Regions from separate parts of the Homo sapiens genome. Here region 2 is linked to region 1. A link is an interaction called in ENCODE POLR2A ChIA-PET data of the cell type or tissue named here. Cell type or tissue: HepG2. All regions are shown on one strand. Links, peaks and the distances in the headings refer to the core of each region. The heading gives the core; the rest is flanking DNA. Region 1 overlaps TM4SF1-AS1 (TM4SF1 antisense RNA 1). Region 2 overlaps CP (ceruloplasmin).

Region 1 (4,399 bases), core at 190-4,189:
AGGCCCTGCAATCCTTTTTATTCCCCTGGTGTCCTCAGGATGGTGAATAAGAACTCTAGGAACCTGCACCTGCAAAAGAAGATCCAGGGCAATGTAGAGATTCCACATCCTGAGCTTTCTTTGATGTCTTCTTGCCAGCTATCCCCAATTCCTGATTTAGTTCCTCTTAGGGACAGCTATTCTGAAGGGTCTCATCAGAGAAGCTTATTTGGTTTCTATTGGACAAGGAATACATGCATTATAAACATTCCAGATAATGTTTATGTTTCAAATTGGTTTTTCAGTTCCTTTGCAATTCTTGCTCAAGTTTTCCTCACCTTCTAAGTCTGAAAAAGTAATTTCCAAATCATGGTGAAGGCATTATTGAAAAATCAGGACCTTGTAGAATCTTACAGTCATTTGGCCAGGCTAACGGTTTAACCTGAAAGTGGAATGGATTTCCCATCCGGGTTCCCATAGTGAACAACTATGTTTTTGTAACATAACACAATGAAGGGAGTTGTCACTAGATGACTCAGCTAGTTAGAATCTCAACTCCCTTTCTGGGGAGGAAATCTGAAGCACGGTGTTTGTATTAGAGGCTAGGGTCATGCTTATTTGGACTTCAGTTCTCCCGCATCAAAGCCAGTCAGAGACTATGAACAGGTAGGGGGAAGGAAGGTCAACTGTCCACCTGGGCCAGAAGAGCAAGAAGTGTAGCCAAACCAAATCTGACATTTTTTTGGGTGTCTGTCTTTCTAACACATATGCTCACTCGTTCTGTCTCTCTCTCTCTCTCTCTCTCACACACACACACACACACACACGTTTCAACTCTCCACTGCTGTAAAGCTGTTCTTGGTAAAATTCCCTAGGGCAAAATCAACTGTAACTTGAGTTTTCAACTCACTTAGTATCAGTGGGAAATTTGCCATGTTGGACTTTGACAACCACAAAAACCAGTTTGACTGAGAGTGGCGAGGCCATGAGGTCTAGGTGGAGTATGAACTCACCAACTTGGAATGATTACTTGGAGAATGCTCACACTGCCTCTTATTTATGCTTCTGTCCAAGTCTTTGAGAGTGCTGAAGTCATAGAAATGACCAAACAAATATATAGTACGACACTTTTTAATTCAGAACTCAACCACAAAAAAAATGCTCCTCTGTCACCAGGGATCCCTGGAAAATGGTGTCTAAAAATCAGCTCTGAGCAAACCATCCTCAGTTCTTGTCCTTGTGGCATCTTCAACTCCCAACTGATGGAAATCTCACTGGTCTGAACTTCAAATGGTATGAAAGCAGGAGTGGAGAGTTTCACCCCAACCTTTCTGCAAAAAAGCAAGCATATTTTATATAAGGTCAAAAGGCCATGTGAGGCAGGAGAATAGAGACTGGAGGCAGGGAACCTAAGGCTTTTCACACTGACTTCCTAGAACTAAATTGAAAGGAAAACCCTAACTTTCCATGCCTCAGTAACAGAAGGACCAGAGGCTACTCCCTTTGACCTTTTCTGCGTGGCAGTTGGGAAGTTGTCTGTAAGCGACAAATCAGACTTATTGCTGGTAGAGACTTTGTTTGCAATTTAGTAACTTCACTCCAGACTCTGAATGGTCTGACTGTGGCTCTGATCAGACTGATTGTGGACGGAGTCTTCAGTTTGCATAGAAGTATAACTTTGTAACTTCACCCTACCCTCTGATTGGTTGCTTTTTGCAACCAATCAGATGTTTGCACAGGAGTGTGACCTTTGTAACTTCACTTCATCCTCTGGTTGGCTGCTTTCTGCAAGCAATCAGACTGATTGCGGGCTACCACTTCATTTACATGAGGTAAGCATGAAGTGGCCAATGAGAAACTTCCAGGGGTATTTGGACCCAAGAAGATTCTGTATTTGGGCCCTTGAGCTGGTGCTCGGGCCCACTTCCACACTGTGGAGTGTACTTTCATTTTCAATAAATCCCTGCTTTTGTTCTTTTGTTGCTCCATTCTTTGCTTTGCTGGGCGTTTTGTCCAATTCTTTGTTCAAAACGCCAAGAACCTGGACAACTTGCAATCATGACCAGTGACACAGGTAGGGAAATCCTTTTACAAGTTAGACCAGGGTAAAGGAAATGAAAATAGGCCCTATTATTTCTCTCCTCTACTGAATCTAGACAATTCTTTTAAAAACTTTTCATTGCACACATCTCTTGTTTGTTGATAGTTCTATTTTGCTACAGTAAAACCAAGTTTGTAGAACAGGAGCTGTAGCTTTAATTTTGAGACATCAGGTTAACCTTGAAATCATTCATCGAATTAAAGTAGAATCCAAGTGATTAATGTCTCAAAATTGTGTTATTTAGAAGTGCCAAAGAAACAGTCCCCGAATCTGATCAACATTGTAGTAAAATCAGCCCAGTGTGTGAAGGAAAGAGCATGGGTATGTGAGTCAGGGAGACTTGCGTAGGAGGAATCCAGGCCTAATTACTCGCCAGCCTTGTGACTTTGGCCTGCATGCTTAACCCAGATGAGCTTCAGTTTCCTCACCTGTAAACAGCTTTGCACAACGGAGCTGTAAAGTTAAATGACGGCATCAGAGTGACTTGCATGTGCCCACTCTCCTTCTGCTCCACGCTCCTCTTCCCCTGAATGCACAGAAACTGGATACGTATTACCCAGGAACCCTGAACAGTTTTTGTCATTCTCCCCAAAGGCAGCTGTGATCTGTGGAAGGAGGCCAGCAGGAGAGAACTTGCTACTTTTCCCAGGGAGGACCTGGTCTCCCATCAGACAGAGAGAGGAGCTGCAAGTGGCCTGCTACTTCTCCTGCCTCACAAAGAGAACCACTTGGTGAACCGGGTTCAAAAGGTGCAAACACATGAATTCATCAGTTTAAAGTTTTTAGGGTTTTTTTTTTTTATTTTAATCAATGGTTTTTCTTCTCAACTGAAATGAACCTTGCTGGACTTGCGTAGCCTCATGTATAAAACTAGAAAGTTGGGCCACCTACATCAGTGGACTTCAACTCTGCTTGGGCACTGGAGTCATTTGGAGGACTTACTTAAAATGCAGATTCCTGGCCTCACCCACAGACATTCTGTTTCCCTTGGGCTGAATCAGGGTGTGTCGTTTTAGAAAACCATAGACCGTTTTCTGTTGAAAATCAAATGGTCTTTGAAGCCCTCCACATCTCACATGCCAGGCTCTAATTATTCAACCCAAGGAAATGATACTCAAATCAGAACATGAGAGTCCTTTCCCCTTCAAGTATTTATGCACTAGTTGCCCTAGGTGCCCTGGATGCCTTCAGCTCACCCATTCAAGAGGAAGTCACACCAGCCCTTCTGGGTAGCTAGCCCTCAGGAAGGGAGACCCAGAGCCACATCTTGAGCTTCAGACCACAGGGCAGGCACCCCAGGAGGTGTCTTGTCTGAAAATGGTAACTGAGACCTGGGAGAGTTCTTGGCTTAATGAGCCATCAGCTGAGCAATGTTGAACTAAAATTACCAGATAAAGATGGGGAATTGGTGATTAATTCTGGTTTAATTGGGCCAACAGAGCTTATTTTTTAGCCCAAGAATAACTTGAGCTACAACCTAAAGTGAAGGGAAAGCCAGGAAGCTGTGTGTAAGGTGGTTTTACACTACTCCCTGCCTCTGCATCTCTTTACTGTGGTTGTCTGCCTTGATTATGGTTCCAAATAAAGGACAGAAACTGGCTTCCCTGCCTGGTCCCACACTCACCTTTTCCTGAGAATGACTTCTCCTGCATGTACCTGGTTGCAGGGATGGCTCCCAGCAGCCATGTTTATGCAGGCCCCACAGGCATGGGCACCTGACCCCACAGGCATGGGCACCTGGCCTGGTCTTGTCCAATGCATGTCCCTTCTCTCACAATCTGGACTTGGGATGAATCTCTTGAACTGAAAAAACTATAAACTTCAGAACTGTCAGTAGCCATATTTTTTGTGTGTGAACTGAGAACCAGAGACAATGAGACTGCACTAAGAAGAATAAAGTATATGGATAGAAAGAGTCAAAAATGCAAAATGTGGAGTATGACATTCCGAATTTCCAGACCTTTGTTCCCCTGTCCGTGAGTTCCATCATCCTATCTGCATCTCCACCTTTGAAGTTTATAATTAATGCCCCTTTGTTTTAGGTAACTCAACTGGCTTCTGTTACTATAATCAGAATGCTCTAATGAGCATTGTTACTATATAGGAATCATTACATTTGTCATGTTCAAATGAGTAAGAAACTACAAGGAAGGAGAAATGCATGTGGAAAAACACAACTGGGGTGCAGGAGATCTGAGTTCAAATCTTCCTTCTAGAATCTCACAACCACATAGAATCATAGACTGTTTATGTTAATTCTTAAAGGTAACCCAGTTCCACTGCCAACTAGCTAGATGACCTTGGGAAGAGTTTTTAACC
Region 2 (4,399 bases), core at 268-4,267, 190 kb after region 1:
ACTTCTTCAGTCAATTTCTTGGTGACGGCAGATATTCATTTTCAATTATTAATCCATAAAATATCTATATATTAAGCCATATAATATATATATGTGTGTGTGTGTATACTACATACATATTATCTTTGTTATGTATAATGCAGGTCTTTTTCTTTTTTGTGTGTGTTTTTTCATATTCCATTATTGCTTACAGTTGAGTGTTTTTACTTTTTTGTTTGTTTGCCTGTGACAATATAGCTGTTTTCAGTGTTACATAGCCAAATTATCAATTCTTTTTTTTTTGCCTTTTGTATCATACTTAGAAAATTATTTTCTATTCTATAGGTAAGTAAATATTCATCTACAGTTTAGTCAGTATCTTAAAAATGCTACTTGTAACACATTTTCAGTTTGGTGAGTAGGGCTCTAAGGCTCTAAGTTTTATCTTTTCTAAACAACTATTAGATTATCTGAGCATTATATATTAACAAATCTATTCTTTACTCACTGATTTGAAGTGTCACCTTTAACATATTGTAAATCTTAAATATATCTGGATCATTTTTCTAGGTTTCCTAGTTTACCGTGTGACCTATCTGTGCCAGTACCTGTACCACATTGTTTTTATTATTGCAGCTTGTAAAGTTTTAAATACATGTCAGAACATGTTCATCCATTACTGAAAAGAATTATTTTCCCTTTTTATTCTTAGATACCCTCACATATACATTATTCTAGATCAATTTTAATATAATTTTGTTAAACTAAAAAACTGCCATTGGTAGTTTTTATTATTATTACATTAAATGAATAGCTTTAGTTGGAGAGAATTCATCTCTTAGCTATAGTTAGTCTTTCACTCAGGAGCCCTTTAATTCAAGTTGTCTTTTTAATTATTCAGTAAATTCTTATAGTCTTTTTCATATTCGTCCTGCATGTTTCTCATTGAATTCCTGTTTTTCTTAATATTATGCATAACACGGTATTTTTTAATTGCATATTGTCATTATAGAAACAGCTGTTAATTGCTTAACATTTATTTTGGAGCTGGACATCTTAAATATTCATTTCTTAGTTCAAATAATTTCCAACTGATTCATATAGGTTCTATATTATCTATAAATAATGCTAATTCTCATCGCCAGCAAATTTATTCTATTTTCTTGCCTTATTATGATGGGTAGAATATTAAAAATAATATTAAACAATAGTGGAATAGCCAGTAGCCTTGTTTGTGTCTGATCTTAATGAGAACATCTCTGTTTATTTTACCACTAAGTATGAATTGGCTAGTGGTTGTGCTTTATTCTACTTTTACACTGAGTGTTTTTAAAACAAATCACTTGAGCTGCTCCAAAAACATCCTGTGCTAGGCACAGAATTCACTGGTAAATAAGACAAATAAGTTTCCTGCTCTGATAGGTTTTTATTCTAGTGTATATGGGAGGAAGGAGGGGAATGGGAGGAAAGGAGATGAAGATAAGCAAACAAAAGAAAATGAAATAGATAACTTCAGAAAGTGAGCAGTTCTGCAAAAAAAAAAAAAAAAAAAATAGCGTAATGAGATAGTGAACAGAAATTCTAGTTCAGATAATGTGGAGATAATATTTAATGTGATACCTAAATTTCAAAAAGGCAGCCTTGCAAAGATCTGAGAGGAAAGCAAAGGGAAGAGCTAATGCCAGAATGTCATATTTTACAAAAATTTCTTTTTAGATTTTCTTGAAATCATTATATAGTCTTTCTCCTGTAATGTGATCAACTACAAATAAATATGACCAGCTACATTAAAGACTTTCTAATGTTAAACTATCCTTGCACTCTGGGGGAGAACAACACTTAAGTATGGTGAATTTTTCTTTAATATATTGGTGGGCTGAATTTGACTGTGTTTGATTTAGAATTTCTCATTTAAGCTTATAAATGAAATTAGTTTAGCTTTTGCTTGCTTTTTCAGATATTAATATCCATGGTTATACTATCTTTATTAAATAAACTAGGAATAGTTTAAATATTTGGGAACCATCTGCTCCCTAGAGAGTTGAAAGAAACTGCCTTAAAAATTATTTTGACTTTTAAAAAGGAGTAGTTTTGTTGTTTATGGGGTTCCCCCCCTCCTTTTTTTTTTTTTTTTTTTTTTAGACAGAGTCTTCCTCTGTCGCCCAGGCTGGAGTGCAGTGGTGTGATCTCAGCTCACTGCAACCTCCACCTGCTGGGTTCAAGTGATTCTTGTGCCTCAGCCTCCTGAGTAGCTGGGACTACAGGCGCCTGCCACCACACCTGGCTAATTTTTGTATTTTTAGTAGAGATGGGGTTTCACCATGTTGGCCAGGCTGGTTGCAACCTTCTGGCCTCAAGTGATCTGCCTGCCTCGGTCTCCCAAAGTGCTGGGATTACAAGTGTGAGCCACCGCACCCAGCCTGTTTATGTTTTTAATCACTATTTTATTTCATCCATGAGTACTAGTCCAGTCAGGCACTTCTTTCTAAGTCAGTAGATCACATTAATTGCATATAATGATTTACATTTTTCTCCCCTATATATGTGGTTATATTCCTTTCTCATTTCTAATGTGGTATTTTTTTGGTTCTCTCCACCTTTTTTATTAGACTTGCCAGAGATTTATATTTCTCTGGTCTTTTCACATAATATATTTTTGGATTTAATCATTTTACCTGTGTTAAATTTCTTAATTTATGCTTTTGTCTTTGTTAATTTTTCTCTGTAACTAATTTTAAAATTTTTTCAGATATTTAGATTTATTTTTATTTAGTCTTAAGATAAAAAGCTTTTCAGATTCTTAGTTTATATGTGTAGTTACATTCTATACATTTTTCTTTACAGCATGCTCACAGACATTACTTACCAAATCTCAGTATTTCATTTTTATTTTCTCTTCGATCTAAGTTATTTGGATCAAAAATGACATTCTTTTTTTACTTTTTGTCCTTGACTAGTAATTTTTAATTTTATTGCATTATGATCAGAAAACATGACCTGAAAATATTTCATTGACGTTTTCTCTGTCGATCAGTATACAGGTGATTGTACCAGTCCCTGTTGGAATCCTTATACATCTGAAAATGACTTTTGTTGTTCTTTACCTGGTGTTACATTTTTGTATCATAATATTTTCTTCTCAAAAAGATAAATGCTACTTCATCTTCTTCTGGCATTTATTATACTTGATAATTTTAATGTCAACCTGATTTTTTCGTTTCATAACTTTTTTTTTTTTTTTTTGAGATAGAGTCTCGCTCTGTTACCCAGGCTGGAGTGCAGTGGCTCGATCTTGGCTCACTGCAAGCTCCACCTCCTGGGTTCACGCCATTCTCCTGCCTCAGCCTCCCAAGTAGCTGGGACTACAGGAGCCCGCCATCACACCCGGCTAATTTTTTTTGTATTTTTAGTAGAGACGGGGTTTCACATGTTAGCCAGGATGGTCTCGATCTCCTGACCTCGTGATCCACATGCCTTGGCCTCCCAAAGTGCTGGGATTACAGGCGTGAGCTACCACGCCTGGCCTTTCATAACATTTTTAAATGGAACATTTACCAGGACATTTTTAGTACAGATCTCCATTACTAATTTTGTAATTTTGTCTTGTTTTCAGGAAGCTTTTGAATCTGAATCCTCTAGTCTTTTCCCTTTGTGGTGGCAAACACTTCCACTAGTATTTCTTATGATTGTGCCTCTTCCTTTTATAACTTCTTTCTAAAATTATTACAATGTGTATATTTTTCACCTTCAAATGCTCTCCTCTGATTTATGGGAGCTTTCTTTAGATCCCCTTCATCATAGTTTCAGTTCTCTGAAGGATCTAACCTTCAGGTCTTTGCTTTAGTTTGATTTTTTTCAATTTGATAATCACCTTATCATGTATCTGAAGGACTGATCTTAAGGGAAAGACAGGCAATAATCTCTAAAGTATTCTCTCCTTTAAGAGTCACTTATTCTCAGGGGCTCATTTGCTTTGATTCCTTTGACTGCCTTCTTCTGAACTACTGAATCATTTCATAGACCAGATGCACTTCTGCTCCTTTTTTTTTGTTTTTTCCACTGGGAGAAGTGGGAGGAGGTGATAATGTTTGAACAGCTGGCTGGAGATTGTTTGAATCTCTGTTCGAATTCATTGGGAGGTTATTTCTTCATCTGGGATGATTTCTTCCTCAAATCTGCTTCCATCCTGCTCTGCCTTACAGGAATTCTTCCGGTTTTCATGAATGTGAAATCTTCCCTGATTTCCAGCACAGACCCATATTCTTTCCTATTTTAACTTTTTTTTTTTTTTTTTTTTTTTTTTTTTGGAGGCTTCAATTGGTATGCACAATGTGGGCAGGAAGGTAGAGTTAGAACTTTTAGATGCAGAGAGAGACTCAGATTACCATATTGAACCACAAATCCACTAAACAGATACCAA

What was found. Peaks named below come from ENCODE experiments on the same cell type or tissue, not always from the same donor. Only the 100,000 strongest peaks of a DNase experiment are listed, where the experiment ranks them.
Region 2: POLR2A ChIA-PET joins it to region 1 with 5 read pairs; 2 of 35 experiments call an interaction of 5 or more read pairs at or near these places.

The regions. Positions count from the first base shown.
Region 1 is chr3:149,383,279-149,387,677 of GRCh38, reverse strand. TM4SF1-AS1 (TM4SF1 antisense RNA 1) reads right to left here. Exons shown (of 2, transcript NR_109810.1): 2 at 1,095-1,306. Among named protein-coding and RNA genes, the nearest start is that of TM4SF1-AS1, 7.7 kb to the right of the region's middle. RefSeq lists an enhancer at 1-910. In HepG2, for the core only: no CTCF peak of the experiment used is centred there; DNase peaks (open chromatin) are centred at 567, 1,757 and 2,487; H3K4me3 peaks cover 2,218 bases.
Region 2 is chr3:149,188,377-149,192,775 of GRCh38, reverse strand. All of the region lies in intron 9 of CP (ceruloplasmin), which reads left to right. Among named protein-coding and RNA genes, the nearest start is that of CP, 31 kb to the left of the region's middle. In HepG2, for the core only: no CTCF peak of the experiment used is centred there; no DNase peak of the experiment used is centred there.